2 separate regions of the Homo sapiens genome follow, and region 1 is linked to region 2. A link is a loop called in an ENCODE intact Hi-C map of the cell type or tissue named here. Cell type or tissue: gastrocnemius medialis. All regions are shown on one strand. Each heading gives the region's core, and the rest is flanking DNA. Links, peaks and the distances in the headings are about the cores only.

Region 1 (8,340 bases), core at 127-8,126, 100 kb before region 2:
GAAAATCTGCACATAAGTGGATTCACACAGTTCAAATTCATGTTGTTCAAGGGTCAACTGTACTTACAACAAAACTATGTGACAAGGTATCCCCTCAAACCCCAAAATGCAAGTGGGTAGAGAAAAATCACTAACACCCACAACACTGTACTACTTGGCAGAAAGAAGAAAGCAACAAGGTGGCAACTGATGAACTTAAGACCAAAATCATACCAAAATAGCTAACGGGTATTCACTGGAAAGCAGAGCAGACTCATTTGGAAATATACACACACACACACACAAATGCTACAACTGACAGAGGTTCTGGCATCTCTAATACCAGATAAGACAAAGAGCCCATGATAAGAAGTTCTGAAAGGGTTGGAACAATTTAGTCCCTCTGAGCTTTAAGCTTTTGAAACTGACCCACCAGGGCTCTCTTCTATAATAAGCCCCACACTGAGAAGAAACTGAGAAGAATCAAGCCTGAGCTCCCCACACTGAGAAGAAACTGGGAAGAATCAAACCTGAGCAGAATAGAACAGAAGAAAGAAAAGGTCCACACCAAGCCAAGGAAGGTAAGAGATCCAAGAAATATCAAAAAGCAGGTCCTCATCTTTTGAACACTACATAAAAACAAAAGCAGGAGCTCTGTGAAGTCAAGAAAATATTTCCACCACATTCTGCAAGTTTATGAAAGCCAATTTCATATAAAAATGACCAAAAGTATCAAGATCAAATCCTATACAAAGTTATTACAAGAAAAAAAATAAGCAGAATAAATCCCTATAGACAATGTAAGCACTCAGGAAAATGTGCAAACAAAACAGATCAAAACTGTAAACTATGATTTCAAAACAAGCTAAAGACATTAAGAAAGTCATGTAAGACATAAAAGAACACACATAAGAATAAGCAAAACTGAGAACCAAAGATTCAACACTCAGGAGAGAGTAAGAGATAAAAGAAAAAAAATCATTTCCAAAATAAAAAACAAACCAGAAAACACAAAGAGAAACATAACAGATAGTGTCTTCAAAGAAACAGCAGGAGAAAAGAGAAAAGAGAAAAACAAGTGAAAAGCAGGTTAATTTTTTTAGAAATATAGATTTTTAAAAAATCCTTGAAGAAAGGCAAAGAAGAGCCAATATACCAATAATAAGAGTTCTTAACCAATGCAAAGGAAGAATACAAATACTAGTATTACTTTCTCAATTAAAAAAAAGTGTAGGTACCAAAAAGAACACACCATGTAGAAGAGAATACTGTCGCACAACAACGAACACCAAGATATTTTATTTAAATGACTGGACCTTAATGAAAAAATAAATCTTTAGGGATCTAGAAAAAAAAGATCTTAAAAGAGAAAGAAAATTAAAAGATCACCAGACTTTCACAGCAGTGCTTTAAGCCAGAAGAAAATGGAGTAATATATTTAAAATGACAGTGTAAAATAGTACATTTATTGTTAAAATGGGAGAATTAATAGAACATATGCAATAATAATTTTCTGTAATCATTTCTTTGGTAGTCTTTAACATTACTCTAAGACTACTGTGTGCATAATACAGAAAAAAATCAGTAATGTTAGAATATATTAATTTAATCACATCCTATGTCCTTAAGAAACCAAATTCTTAGGGTGGAAGAAAGGAGATATATATGTAACAGGGAAAAAATTTTAAAAAGCTATATGGTCCTGAATTTGAATTAGAAATATGAATATAAAGTCATGAGTTATTTTATCTTCATTTTTCCTAGCTCTGTTCACTAAAAAGGCCTAGACATAATGATCAACCCAATAACAGTGAGCGTCTCTAGCACTCAAATTGTGGTCTTGAAATGCCATTGCTCACCAAAAGAAACCAGAACGTCTTAGAGAAACAAGTGATTCCAGAAGAAAAGCACACAATGAATCTTACAACACCAGGTAGAAAGTAAACTAATTCAAAATCTGTCTCAGGAGTCTATCTGAAGAGGCTTCCACTGGCTGAAGATGGGATAATTTGAGCTTCGATATGAAAATAACTGAAATTTTATTGAAACCAATGAAATATAGTTAGTCCATGAGCTCATAATTATTTTATTTAAGCTGGTATCTTTAGACAATGACAGACATCCAGTTCATTATACTGAAAACTGGTAAATGAAGGGAAAGAACCAAGCATTACCTTTCCAGTATGAACTGTATAGCTGGTTTCCAAATAGATGATAAACAGGAAGTATCTATTTGTATTTTGGGATCTTTGGGATGTCACTTTTCTGGGCAGAAACCTTTGTGGCTGGTGGCACCCTTGACCAAGCTCTTGTCCTGCGTCCAGGAAGAATGAAGTATTCAGACAAGTGGAGGGTGAGCAAGACAAAGAGAAGCTTTGTTTAGTGTTAGAGCAGCTCAGAGAAGACCCACAGTGGGTAGCTCCTCTTTGTAGGCAGGTCATCCTGTTGAGTGTGCAGCTGTCAGCTGAGAGGAAGGTGGGTGGCTCCTCTCTGCAAGCAGGTCCTCCCATTGTCTCTGCAGCTCTCAGCAGGGAGGAGGCTCCTCTCTGCGGTTTGTAGGCAGGTCATCCCAACAAGTGCTCGGCTCTCAACAGAGAGGGTAGCTCCTCTCTGCAGCTGGTCATCCCCACATCTGCAGCTCTCAGCAGAGAGGAGGCCCTGCAGAGAGGGTAACTCCTCCGTGCTCAGCTCTCAGCAGACAGGGTAGCTCCTCCCTGCAGCTGGTCATCCCCATGTCTACAGCTCTCAGCAGAGGTGGCCCCAAAGAGGGTAGGTCCTCTCTGCAACTGGCCAGTCAACTCTTCCTACTCTGCCCTGCCCTGGCTGAGCCCAGAGCTTTTATGGGCCTCAGAGGAGAGAAATGCATGCTGATTTGTCCATGAGCAGCCATGGGAAGCCATGGGTGGGCCCAGGAAAAGGCACTATGAGTTCCGCCTCTGGTGGCAGGACTGGCAGCCCAGCTCCAGGCTTCAGACCTGCCCAAGCCTGAAGGTGGGGCTTCACTGGGAACCCGCCCCCTTCCACCAAGAAGCCTGTCTGCCTCCCACGTCATCCATCATGTCCAGGCTGTTGGCACCAAGGGGCACCTGCAGGCCAGCGCCTGGCCACCCTCAGCCACCCCTCAGTTTCCCCTCCCGCACTCTTCAGCACCCAAAGTCCAGAGGGGGCCAAGGTGGCAGGGGGCTGGCACGTCAGCACTGCCCCAAGCAATGGCACACCCAGCCAGGCTGTGACAGCGCCTAGGCTCAGCCCCAACCCAGCCCCAACCTTGCTCCAAGATTGGGGAGAGGCCAGGCAGCGGGAGCAGGCACCTCCAAGCCTGCAACAGCAAGGGGGCCCTTCCCAGACCCCACAAGAGTGCAGGTATGCCTGGGTCTGCAGCCCCGGTTTGGGGGGCTGCAGCTGTCGGGGAGGGGTTTGGAGTGGGGATCCTGCCTGCTCCGTGGAGCGGCAGGTCAGGGATTGCAGCCACTACTTGAAGGCTGCAGCCCTGCCCTCTACTGCCTACTCCTGGCTCCCAAGAGCAGAGGGGTGCCTGGGTTGCAGCCATGACTTGGGCAGCTGCAGTTGCACCTGGGGAGCTCCAGCCCCACCAACTTGGAAGGGGCAGGGCTCCCGCATGTCCCCAGCTCCCTCTGCTCCGTGGTGCATGGCACTGGGCCAAGTCCCCTCACAGCCTAGGGTGGGGGCTCCAGGTCCTCACTGGGCCTGGGCTGGCATCCAGGACAGGGGCAACATTGCCATGCAAGCTCCCTTTGTGGCCCCAAAGCTCAGGGGCGACCTGAAGCTCCCCCTTGGCCGGTGCAGGAACCAGCCTGGCCCAGCCCCATCGTGGAGACCCCAAGGGTGGCTGGTGGGCTGTGGGGGGTGTGGGGCTGTCCGCCTTCTCCCTGTGCCCTCCCTGAAGCAGCTGACATGATGGCAGCAGCCACACCAGATGGCCTGCGGCTGTCATCATTTATAGTAATATTCCAACTAATAAATAAGAAGAAAAGATAAAACTAGACTATCTTCATTTTGCAATTTCTAATTAATAGGCACTAAATGTAAAAGGGTGCTAATGTCACAAAATGGGACCTCTTAGAAGTCTTGGTAAAGGGATCTAGCCTAAATCTGATTTGGATTCTGCATCAATCTTCCAACTGTGAGGAAACACAAAGAACAGAAGAATATAATGATCTATACCATGATTATGCAATCAGCAAACTCTGGACTATGGAAAACTGCAAATCGACTGGCTCTGGTTCTTCAACAGATAAAGTTTAAGGAAAAGAAAGAAATTAAGGGTTAACCATTTTTTTAAAAAGCTTAAGAAACAAATGAAATTTTTGAATAGGCATGACTAAACTATAGTATCTAAGGATAAGCACTGAGTGATAAAATTATTAAAATATTCAAAAAAGTGATTACCATAAAAGTCAGGATACTGGTATGTTATCATAATGGTTATTTAAAGTGGGAAGTCGGTCGGGCACAGTGGCTCAAGCCTGTAATCCCAGCACCTTGGGAGGCCAATGCAGGCAGGTCACTTGAGCTCAGGAATTCGAGACCAGCCTGGCCAACGTGGTGAAACCCCGGCTGCACTAAAAATAGAAAAATTAGCTGGGCATAGTTTCATGCACCTTTAGTCCCAGCTACTCAGGCTGAGGCAGAAGAACTGCTTGAACCTGGGAGGCAGAAATTGCAGTGAGCCGAGAGCCACTCCACTCCAACCTGGGCAACAGAGCAAGACTCCGTCTCCAGAAAAAAAAGAGAGAGAAGGGGGTTAGGATTGGAATGGGACACACAAAAAGGACTTCTAAGGTAAGGAGGTAAGTGACAAAGTTGTATTTCTTTTCTTATCTTTTTTTTTTTTTTTTGGAGACAGGGTCTCACTCCTACGTGCAGGCTGGAGTGCAGTGGTGCAATCACAGCTCACTGCAGCCTCGACTTCCAGGGTTCAGGTGATTCTCCCACTTCAGCCTTCCAAATAGCTGGGACTACAGGCATGCGTCACGACACTCAGCTAATTTTTGGTAGAGACCAGGTTTTACCAGTTGTTCGAACTCCTGGGCTCAAGCGATGCCTCAGCCTCCCAAAGTGCTGGGATTACAGGCATGAGCAACTGTCCCAGGCGCAAAGTTGTATTTCTTGATTTGGGTAGTGGTTACAAGGATGTACCTTATAATAATTCATTAGGTCTTATGTTTGGCTTTGTGGTTTTCTGTATTTTCCTTTTTCTTTTCTTTTCTTTTTTTTTGAGACAGAGTCTAGGTCTGTTACTCAGGCTGGAGTGCAGTGGCACGATCTCGGTTCACTGCAACCCCCACCTCCCAGGTTCAAGCTGTTCTCCTGCCTCAGCCTCCCAAGTAGCTGGGACTACAGGCACAGGCCACCACGCTCAGCTAATTTTTGTAATTTTAGTAGAGACAGGGTTTCACCATGTTGGCCAGGCTGGTTTCGAACTCCTGACCTCAGGTGATCCGCCCACCTCGGCCTCCCAAAGTGCTGGGATTACACGCCTGAGCTACCGTGCCCAGCTATTTTCACTTTTTAATACAAAGATTTATTTAAGTGACAATTTTTTTCCTAATCTAAATGATGGATATATAACTTCATTATATCACAATTCTATTTTGCATAACTTTATAAATACTTTTTGTAACTAATTCAGTATTACTTGAAATTTTGCATTTAAAAAAATCACCAGCTGCCTGGTGATCTTGCGGGAAAGAACCACCGTGGTCCCAGCTTTGCGCAGAGGTAGGAGGTGGGCAGTGGAGGTGGGAGTGAAGTCTCAGGAAAAGAGGCGGTTGCCATAGCGGAGCCCTCTGGCTGTGTGTGTCTGAGGCTTGGCAGCCAGAGCCATGGACGGTTTGCTGGGCCCGTTAGTGCACCCAGTGGAGACACGCAGCCTTCATGTCCCGCTACCTGCCGTCTCCCCAACATGTCTCTGTTTGTCAGGAACATAGCCAACGACACCAGGTCTGAAGATTTACGGTGTGAATTTGGTCGTTATGATCCTATAGTTGATGTGTATGTTCCACTTGATTTCCACACTCACCATCCAAGAGAGGATTTGCTTCTGTTCAATTTGAGGGTGTTCCTGATGCTGAAGACACTTTATATAATTTGGACAGAAAGTGGATTTGTGGAGGGCAGATTGAAATACAGTTTGCCCAGGGGGATCGGAAGACACCAAATCAGATGAAAGCCAAGGAAGGGAGGAATATGTACAGTTCTTCACGCTATGATGATTATGACAGATACAGACGTCCTAGAAGCCGAAGTTATGAAAGAAGGAGATCATGAAGTCAGTCTTTTCATAACAACTATAGAAGATCATATAATCCTAGAAATAGACTGGCTGGAAGACCACAGAGTAGCAGAAGCCATTCCGACAATGACAGACCAAACTGTAGCTGGAATATCCAGTACAGTTGTGCTTACTAGACTTCAAGAAAGATCTGAAAGTGGAAAAAGAACCAAAGAAGGGCAGTTCAAGTGACAAAGGGGTGTGTGGAAGGTGCTGCAGTATGAATACTGTACAAATATTTTGACTCTGGTCTGAAAAGATAAAAGAATGTTATCGAAAACTACATGGAATAATTGAAGTCCCCTCAAGTTTGAAAGTAAGCATTTTAGGACAAATAAAAGGACATTCAACTTTGTACTTGCGGAAACTAATCCCTAAATATGAATAAGCGTATATTGATTCATGGGTAATAGGTCCATAATAAATTATTGGAAACTAGGATGTCTGAATATCAAGGAAGACAGCCGTAGTCTCTTACAGTGCCTCTGTTGGTCTGCCTCAAACTGATTTAGGTGGGAAAAGTTATGGTCCAATATAAAAGTTCCATTTTCGCCATTATTGGCAAATCTTGCCTTTGTTTATTTTGGTGTCAGTGTTTTCTGCTTAATCATTGGCTTTGTTGGCATCTGCGTTTATTTACTTGTACACCACATGCAGTTTACATCTTCCTTAACTACTCTCCTTCCCAGGTAAATTCCAATTATATTCGACATCCAGCTAAGAGGGCCCATCTCTTCTCACCTCTATCCTAGTCAGTATGTTCAGCAAATATTTATTGAGTGCTGACACTGTGGGCAAAACATTGTACTGGTTAATTGAGGAGAAAAGTAGATAATTCCCTTATTCAGTAAATGTCTACTGGGTACAATCTAGTGAATGATTACAGTATGGCCTAATTGTCTTGTTTGAGATGTATTATTCGTTACAATATTTTACACCATTCATATCTTAATATAATTATAGAACCCAATATACTATCAAAGATAAGTAATTGTGTGGTTATATGCCATTTAAAATTATCCCGTGTTTGTCTGATCCCATTATTACAAATAATTAAAAAATGATTTGTTTTAATCTGTAATAAACTGATTTATTGTGCAGTGACTGTAATATACTGGAGTTATATTAAATTGTTTACTCAGCCTCACCAAACACATACTAGGAAATAACCCCCAAAATAAGTATTTAACTTTGCATTAGATATAAACGAGACTGGGTGCTATAATTAGATTATTTTAAGGTAGACAGCTATTATCCCAACTGATGTAGTATGTTCTGTAATTGAGAAAATGTTCACCAAATTTTACTTTTTAGTGATTTACATGTACATTTTATAGGGGACATGTTCTATGTATAGTGAATAAATAACTTTGACAGTAAAAAAAAAAAAAATAGCCAACGTGGGAAACATAGTGAGACCTCATCTCAACAAATATAAAAATTTTAAACATTAGCCAGGGGCCAGGCATGATGGCTCACTCTCTGATGGGCTATTATTCCAGTATAGTTAGAGCAACATAAAAAAAAAAATCAACAGATAACATGTTGGATAGCAATAATTCTAAGAAGAAAAATAAAGAAGGATGATGTGATAGTCATGGGAGAGGAGGTGCTACTTTAGTCAGGGAAGGCCTCTCTGATAAAACAAAATATGAGACTTCTGAGGAAAAAAAGATTACAAAGAGAAGAAAGAAAGTACAAAGGCATTGAGGTAGAAGAATACCTTACGTTGGAACATTCAAGAAATAGCAAAGCTCATGTGACTAGAGCAAACTGAGCAAGAATAGAGTTGTAAGACGTTACATAAAAGAAAGTGAAAGCGAGTATTTTGCAGGGTTTTACAGGCCATGGTAAAAGTTTGGGATATTGTTCTTAATAAGATAAGAAATTACTGAGCACATGAGTGACATGTTCTAACTTAAGTTGTCCCTCAGTATCTGTAGGGGACTGGTTTCAGGATTCTCCTTCAAAATCTGTGAATGTGAGAGCCCCTATATAAAATAGCAGAGGATTTGTACATAACCTACACACATCCTCCACTACACTTTAAATCATCTCTAGATTAT
Region 2 (8,340 bases), core at 283-8,282:
ATACTTCACAGGACTGCTGTGAAGATTGAAGGAGAAAAATGTCTTGCAAATTGTCAGGTCATATATATCATTTAGTCATCTTGGTTTTCTGATTCTCTTCGTTTTTAGAGTGTTCTGGAGCTGAGGAAAGCACTATAAATTCTATAGTGTTGCTTCGCTACCTGTGGGACAAAATCTAAACTTCTTGTCCTGGTGGACATAAACACTGTGTTCTGGTTCCTGACTACTGGGGTCCAGCCTCATCTGCATCTCCTCACACTTCATCTTATAACTTGTAAACCCCCAAATATACCACAATAACTTGTAACTCCTCAAATACACCACAACTTTTCAAGCCTCCGCACTTGTTTCCTTTGTCTGATATGGCCCTGATCAATAAAATCTTTCAAGTCTCAGCTCCAACCTCTGCAAAACATTCCCCAGTTTTCCCAGGAAGACATATGTATTTATTCTTCCAATGTTCCTATTCAGGAAGTGTTTCTATTCAACATTTATAGAGCAAAGAATTATGTTTGGTTCTAGATATACAAAGACAAATGAATTATCTTTTTCCTTAACAAGCTTATAATAGTTACCACTTGTAAATACTTTTACTATAATTCATATCATATTTATTCCTAATCATCAATTTTATATTCCCTCCACTAGACTGTAAAGATAGTTCCCTGAGGGCAAGTACTACATCTCTTCATCACTGTATCTACAGGTTTAGAATGGTGCCTGGCACATAATATCTGAAAAACACATACTGATGAATGGGCAAATGAATAAATGATTGACTAAGCCCCTCCCAGGCCTGCAACATCCTAAAATATCCTGTAATTCTTTTACAATATAGTAGGAAAGAATATAGATCCTGGATGGACTATATGAATCTTAAGCAAAAAGTACCCTACCTTCAGTAAGAAGAATTTCTTGCAGATAAGTCACTGTCTACAGAATATACAAATTACACAGGATCCCTTCAATTTGAATACATCCCTTTCCTCAAAGCCATAAGTGCTCTTACAATAAATGACTGGAATGAGAGATACATGTTATAATGCTTGTTGTAGTAGGAAAAGCCTGGAGTTAAGAGGTGGAGACCTAGGATTTAGTCCATGCTCAACCAATGATGACCATGTAACTGACATCTTGAAACATCAATTTTCTTACCTGTTAAAAGAATCCTTGCCTTATTACACAGAGTGACTGAAAGGACTAAACAGCAAATATGAAAAATTTGTGCTCTACAAAAACATCAGGTCTGATAGTTACCTGCTGCTGGTACTGCTCCCATATGGACATATTCCCACCCCAATCTACTTTTCTTAACATGACACTCTCAGAAATTCCATTTCTTTTTTTTTTTGGAGACAAAGTCTCCTCTCTCTGTTGCCCAGGCTGGAATTTAGGGGCATGATCTTGGCTCACTGCAACCTCCACCTCCTGGGTTCAAGTGATTCTTCTACCTCAGCCTTCCAAGTAGCTGGGATTACAAGTGCACACCACCATGTCCAGCTAATTTTTGTGTGTTTTGTAGAGCCGGGGTTTCGCCATGTTGCCCAGGCTGGTCTCAAACTCCTGAGCTCAGGCAATCCACCCGCCTTGGCCTCCCAAAGTGCTAGGATTACAGGCGTGAGCCATGGCGCCCAGCCAGAAATTCCATTTCTCAGAACTGATCCTTGTATGTGTTAAAGTGCATACATGCATAGAGCTATATACCTTAAACATCTGCTATAAATTTTAAAAATTATAGTATACATACTTTTTTCATTTAAAAATATCCTGTACAAGATAGATTAAAGACTTAAATGTAAAACCCAAAACTATAAAACCCTGGAAGATAACCCAGGCAATACCATTTAGGACACAGGCACAGGCAAAAATTTCATGAAGATGCCAAAAGAAATTGCAACAAAAGCAAAAACTGACAAATAGGATCTAATTAAAATAAAGAGCTTCTGCACAGCAAAAGAAACTATCAACAGAGTAAACATATAACCTATGGAATGGGAGAGCATTTTTGCAAACTATGGTTTGCAAACCTTAACTATTAGGTCTAATATCCAGCATCTATCAGGAACTTAAACAAATTTTCAAGGAAAAAACCAAACAACCCCATTAAAAAGTGGGTGAAGGACACGAACAGACACTTTTCAAAAGACATACATGTGGCCAACAATCATATGAAAAAAGTTCAACATCACTGATCATTAGAAAATGCAATAAAAAACAATACGATACTATCTAATACCAGTCAGAGTGGCTACTATAACAAGTAAAAAAAAACTAATAAAATAAAATAAAATAAAATAAAATAAACCCCAGATATTGGTGAGGTTGTGGAGAAAAAGGAACACTTATACACGGTTGGTGGGAGTGTAAATTAGTTCAACCATTGTGGAAGACAGTGTGGTGATTCCTCAATGACCTAAAGACAGAAATACTGTTTGACCCAGCAATTCCATTATCAGGTATATACTGAAAGGAATATAAATCATTCATTCTCTTATAAAGACACATACATGTGTGTGTTCCCTGCAGCACTATTCACAATAGCAAAGGCATGGAATCAATCTAAATGCTCATCAATGATAGACTGGATAAATAAAATGTAGTATATATACACCATGGAATACTATGCAGCCATAAAAAAGAACAAGATCATGTTCTTTGCAGGGACATGGATGGAGCTGAAGGCCATTATCTTTAGCAAACTAACACAGGAACAGAAAACCTAATACTTCATGTTTTTATAAGTGGGAGCTAAATGATGAGAACACATGGACGCATAGAGGGGAACAACACACAATGGGTTCTTTTGGAGGGTGGGAGGAGAAAGAGGACCAGGAAAAATAACTAATAGGTACTAGGCTTAATACTTGGGTGGTGAAATAATCTGTACAACAAACCCCCACAACACAAGTTTACCTATGTAACAAACTTGCACTTGTACCCCTGAACTTACAAGTTAAAAATAAAATAAATAAGTAAACAAATAAAAATAAATCCCAAGTACAAATCTCAGGATTACTATACCTCTAAAAAAAGACAAAATTAATATCCTACTTTAAATATCATGTTTATTTAATTTTTCCTGTTCAGCCAATGAACGGGGACACAAAGCCCAAGAAGAATCGTGGAATCCAAAAGCACAAACCTTATATCAAAGAATAAGATGACAGAAGGTACCAACTCTTATTGTAGATGAGGAAACCAAGGCTCAGAAATTTGCCCAAAATCTTAGAGCAAATTAGTAGAAATAAAATAAAAATATTGTTATCTAGATATTCCTAGGCCAGGTGTACAGGTATTTCCAACTTTCCTTTTGGTTTTTCACTGATATTCAACAGCCTGGAGCTCATTAATTATCTTGTGATGGTTTTTGCTAAAACAAAATCAAATTCAGGAAAAGGTATATTATTCTAGTTTTTGAACTTCATGGTAGATTGAGAAAATAATTAAAAGTAAATAAAGTCTCCCGCCCTTCCTGAACTATTCGATACTAAAACCATTAGATGGGGCAGAGCAAGAAAGGTTTTTGTGCAAAGGGATTGCCTGATACGGGGTATCAGAGCCTAGGCAGGTAATGAGGACATCCACATGAAGAGAGTAGGAGAGTGTCCAGTGTGGGGAGTCAGAGCCCAAGCAGGGTGAGGAAAGCCTCTCTGCAGAACAGCAGCCAGGTGTGGGAAGTCAGAGCCTGAACAGGGTAAGAAGAATGCCTCTACGTGTGTGCAGCCCAGCAGAGGATAGCAGTGCCCAGGTAGGGTGAGAAGAACAGGGGGTAGGGAGGGGAGGACATGTGTTGGAAGATAGGTTACATACAGGGAGACTGAACAACTAAGTAAACATTAAGGTCAATGGGAGTCAGATTTCTCACGATTTGAAAAGGGAGTCGCAAATATGGAAATGAACTCTGTTGTTTAATTGGAACTTTTAACCGGACTGGAGATGTCAATGTGAATTCAGAGGTTTCAATAGATAGATACAGAAATAAATACACACAGACATATACACCCTACCCCTGTTCACTGAGAGAAACTCTCTGCAGCAAAACCCAAATAGCAATGGGTACACCTGGCATCCAGGTCTTGGCTTCTAAAAGGAAACAGGACTTAAAGAAATGGCTGATCCCAGGGTGGAGGTATGAAAATTGTAAGATGAACCCAGAATATTTTATAGTGCCAAAAAGTACTAAAGTGTTCAAAAAACAACGGAGACAAGTCAAAAGGACACAGAAAGCATTATGAAGGAGTTTCTACTGGCCAAATATGGAACAATCTGAAGATCAAAATAAATAATGAAAATAATTGACTATAACCCATAGGGTAAAATAGGAAACCATGAATTTATTTATATTGATATGAACAAATAAATTGAAAATGTAATGAGGAAAACAATATTTACATAGTTTTAAAGTAACTTCTTGCCAGATGCTTATTATTATAAAGGGAAAAACAGAAACTTCATAGTGGTAAAGATACGAAGTTTCAGACAGCACTTTAATCAGGTGAACAATGTGAATATCAACAGTAATGGGATAAATCAAAATTATGCAGTGCCCAGTGAGATGTAATGAGAACACAGCACCACTTCTATACCTTCTAAAGAAGTATAACCTAAATCTAACATGAGGAACCCCCGGACAAACCCCAAATGAGGGACACTGCACAAAACATCTGGCTTGTAATCTTCCAAAGTATTAGTCATGAAAGTAATAAAAGAACTGAGAAACTGTCCCAGACTGAAGAAGACTAAAGAGACAGGAAAATTAAGACAACATGTGATTCTGAATCGAATCTTTTTATTACAAAGGTTATTATTGGGACAACTGACAAAAATTGAATAGGGATTAAATGGTAAAAATGTATGTGCTAATTTCCTAACTTTCATATTAGGACATGTAGAGAATGTTCCTATTTTTAAAAAAATACTAAATTTTTTGAAGTTGTGGTCAACATCTTACTCCCAAGTGGTTCAGAAAAAAAAAAGTTATCGGTACTGTACTTGCAGCTTTTATGTATTTAAAATTGCTTTTTAAAAATTATTTTAAAAAAAGAAAGGCGGCTGCTTGATGAGGTCTATTAGATTAATTTATTGCTTTACACCAAGCATTACATTTAAGACTGTTTGGCGCCATCAAGTGTTCAAATACATGTATGTTCACTTTAATTTGAAAACTGACCCTACTGGATCTTTTCTTTATGCCAGGTACAGTAGATACTGGGCCAACACAGGTAAATAAAAGAACACTCCTGTTATCAAGAAGTTCATAAAATTTGATAAGAGGACAAGACAGATATTCATAATTCACTGTGATAATTGCTATAATAGAGATGACAACCACAGCAAACTCCCTTAGGACAGGAAGAGCGGTCAAGTTTAAGCACAAAACTCCATCTCTTCTACTTCCTGTTATTATGTGGTAGGCATATGTCAGGCAGCACTTTTCTACTAGAGTAGGCCCATCCACACATGTGGTTTTTCAGCTTTTTATTCATGAGGCTGGCTGCATAAATTTCACAGCTCCACAATGACTTAAGGAAATAGGGCTACGAAGGCCCACTTGGGCTGTCAGGCCTCAGCTTTAGGTGCCAGTACACTGTATTAGAGAAACCTCAGATTTGTGGGTCTTGGGCACTTGACAGTTATATACTTCATTTTCGTATCCCTCGTGGACACAGCTTTCTTGGCAGGGAACCCCAGAAAATAAAGGGCAAGTGAAAGAATTCAGGTACCAAAACCCCACTGTAAATTTGCCTGTTTTCACTGTATCTCTGTGTTTCATGTCATCTCTTAGAGCTGAACTTTCATGCCTTTCAAAATCATCTTTATATCCCCAGGGCCAGAAGCCTGCGGAACACAATAAATGTGTATTGAATTGAAAGCTGCAGCAAGAGAATAAAGTTTTAAAAGCACCTGGTCTTTGTGTAGCATTTATCTTCAAAAACCTTCATAAATGCAAAAAAAATTATATTCAATGCCAACTCTGAAACAAACTGTATTTTCATGAAGTCTTTTCTAAATCTACATGGTCCATCTTCTATAGTGGCTTTATCCTACTTGGACTGAGAATACACCACCTTTCACAAAGTTAATGGGCTATCTTAAGGCAGAAGCCAGTGCTAAATCTATTAAAGTTATTCAAATAAAACAATAAATAAATATCAACCTATTGACTTAGAAAATAGTTTCTTAAGGTTAATTTTTAATCTACTTCTAAAAAAAACTGAAAGAAAACAATCTAGAAGAAAAGAGACATATCAAAAAAGGATGTTTACTTTTCTATTTTCCATAAGCCCCTTCATCTTACCACCCTCAAATATTAAAAATAATCCCAACATTTTCTTTAATTTAAAAGTACACATTTGGTTGTCTCTAACCTGAAAGAATGCTCGAGCTTCTTTATACCTACACTCAATAAACCTAGAGTGTGGTACTTCTTCTACAAAGTGCATTGGATCCTTTGGAATGAGAACTTCCAGTCCATCAACAGTAACTTGCTGTAACTCTGGCCTGAAAACAAAAGTTAAGATTTATTAATGAGGGGTGGGGGAAACAGGGAGGGAGAACATTAGGACAAATACCTAATGCGTGCAGAGCTTAAAACCTAGATAACAGGTTGATAGGTGCAGCAAACTACCATGGCACATGTATACCTATGTAACAAACCTGCACGTTCAGTACATGTGTCCCACTACTTAAAGTAAAATTTAAAAATAATAATAATAATAATAAAAGATTTATTAAAAGGATTTAACCCAGAATACTGGCAGCCTCTTACAAATATCAAACATTAGCAAAATACCTAAACATCAAGCATAGTTTCATCAATTATGTCAGATATCAATTAGCAATTTTAATAAGACCTTGAAAAATCTGACATCAAACAGTTGAGTTTTAATTATTTTGGTTAATGTATTTATATATTAATATATTTGTACTTGTTCATACACACTTGGCATTTTAAGCAGAAACAAAAATTTTGTGACATAATTTTTAATTATCAGTTTACTTTTAGAGAAGTAAATGTTTTTAACACTTAAGACACACAAGTTAATTACAATGGCCTGAGAATCTCATTAATGGGTAAAATGCTAATCTGCAAATCTATCTTATGTATTTTGGATCCCATACTCTAAAAATATTATTTGAGAGTTTTCCATTCCTACTCATATAAAATTTTACAATGTAGAGATAGCTTTTATCTATTGTCACATGTTTATGTTTAATAAGTAACTCACAATTTTGAACTTTACTAAGTTATTAAATTTTGAAATAAATTCACAAAGCTTTAAAAAACTAAAAGATAATGTCTCCCTAAAGAAGGTCATTTGAAATACAGAATAAGAAAAAAACAGGCAAAAAAGTGGTAAGAGAACAGTGAGTATTAAGATTTTTGATTAAAATAAGAGAAGCCAATAATAAAAACAAAGTATTGTTCTCCATCTCTACTCATTTTTTTTGGTCATTTTGAAAATATGGCTTGGTTCAGAAAAGTTCCGACTTTTCATACACAAAAAATATAGAAGACTTCAGTTTCGAATACCTTTTTCAGTCATTCTCAAATATGTGACTTTAAGTACTAATAAGAAGGCAATCTCACATGATTCCAGATAGAGAGAAAACATATATATATAATATATATATATATTTTTAAAAGAAGGCAAGAATAAACATACTCTTACACTTCTCAAGTGTAACAGATAAGAATTATCTCACTGGAAGTTACTAAGAAGGAGTTTTTAATGTGAAAATCCTTACAAATATTTACTGCTACCTTTACATCAGATTCTGCTATTCAAAGTAGACTGTAACATCATTATCGCTGATTTCAAAAGGAGAATAAAAGGAACAATTCTAGGTTAGAAACTTCATACTCCAAGTATAACTTCAAGAATGTTTTTAATCCTGTAATTGTTAATATTATAAACTATAGCTAATCAAATTTTACATGAGTTCCTTCAAATAACTGTTTCTCACAAGAAATATTTTTATTATTGAGATAGCCAAAGATAAATTTTTGCACATGGTTTTAAAAAATATATAGGAAAGTGCATAACATAAAGGCACAAAATAATGAATTATAAAGTAAACACCAAAGTCTCCACCACAGAAATAAAATTCTTCCAGTTTCCCTGTAGTTCTCTGTGTCCTCTATCTAGTCTTTTTTGGTACGTCTTGCTTAGCCTTCTTAATACTTTTACTATAAGGGTATACATCCATGAACATAATTTAGCATGTGTTTGAACTTTTTATAAAAGTAATAATAGAATTTACTTTCACTTTTGTATTTTCAATTTTTGTAGGTACATAGTAGGTGTGTATACTTATGGGTTACATGCAATATTTTGA

Evidence for each region. A loop is a pair of places that touch in the nucleus more often than their neighbours do. Peaks named below come from ENCODE experiments on the same cell type or tissue, not always from the same donor. Only the 100,000 strongest peaks of a DNase experiment are listed, where the experiment ranks them.
Region 1: a loop joins it to region 2, with 8 times the contacts of the local background. A loop is called at or near these places in 70 of 110 quality-filtered maps.

Annotation. Positions count from the first base shown.
Region 1 is chr9:105,708,319-105,716,658 of GRCh38, reverse strand. All of the region lies in intron 2 of TMEM38B (transmembrane protein 38B), which reads right to left. It overlaps LOC107987107 (a long non-coding RNA gene), which reads left to right and starts at 4,677. Exons shown (of 4, transcript XR_001746868.2): 1 at 4,677-4,790. It also overlaps the pseudogene LOC100421293. RefSeq lists silencers at 2,285-2,485, 2,857-3,151 and an enhancer at 2,857-3,151. In gastrocnemius medialis, for the core only: no CTCF peak of the experiment used is centred there; DNase peaks (open chromatin) are centred at 4,548 and 5,835; H3K4me3 peaks cover 3,225 bases; H3K27ac peaks cover 4,365 bases.
Region 2 is chr9:105,605,980-105,614,319 of GRCh38, reverse strand. FKTN (fukutin) reads right to left here. Exons shown (of 11, transcript NM_001079802.2): 7 at 6,369-6,501. Among named protein-coding and RNA genes, the nearest start is that of FKTN-AS1, 52 kb to the right of the region's middle. In gastrocnemius medialis, for the core only: a CTCF peak has its summit at 5,113 (motif pointing left); no DNase peak of the experiment used is centred there.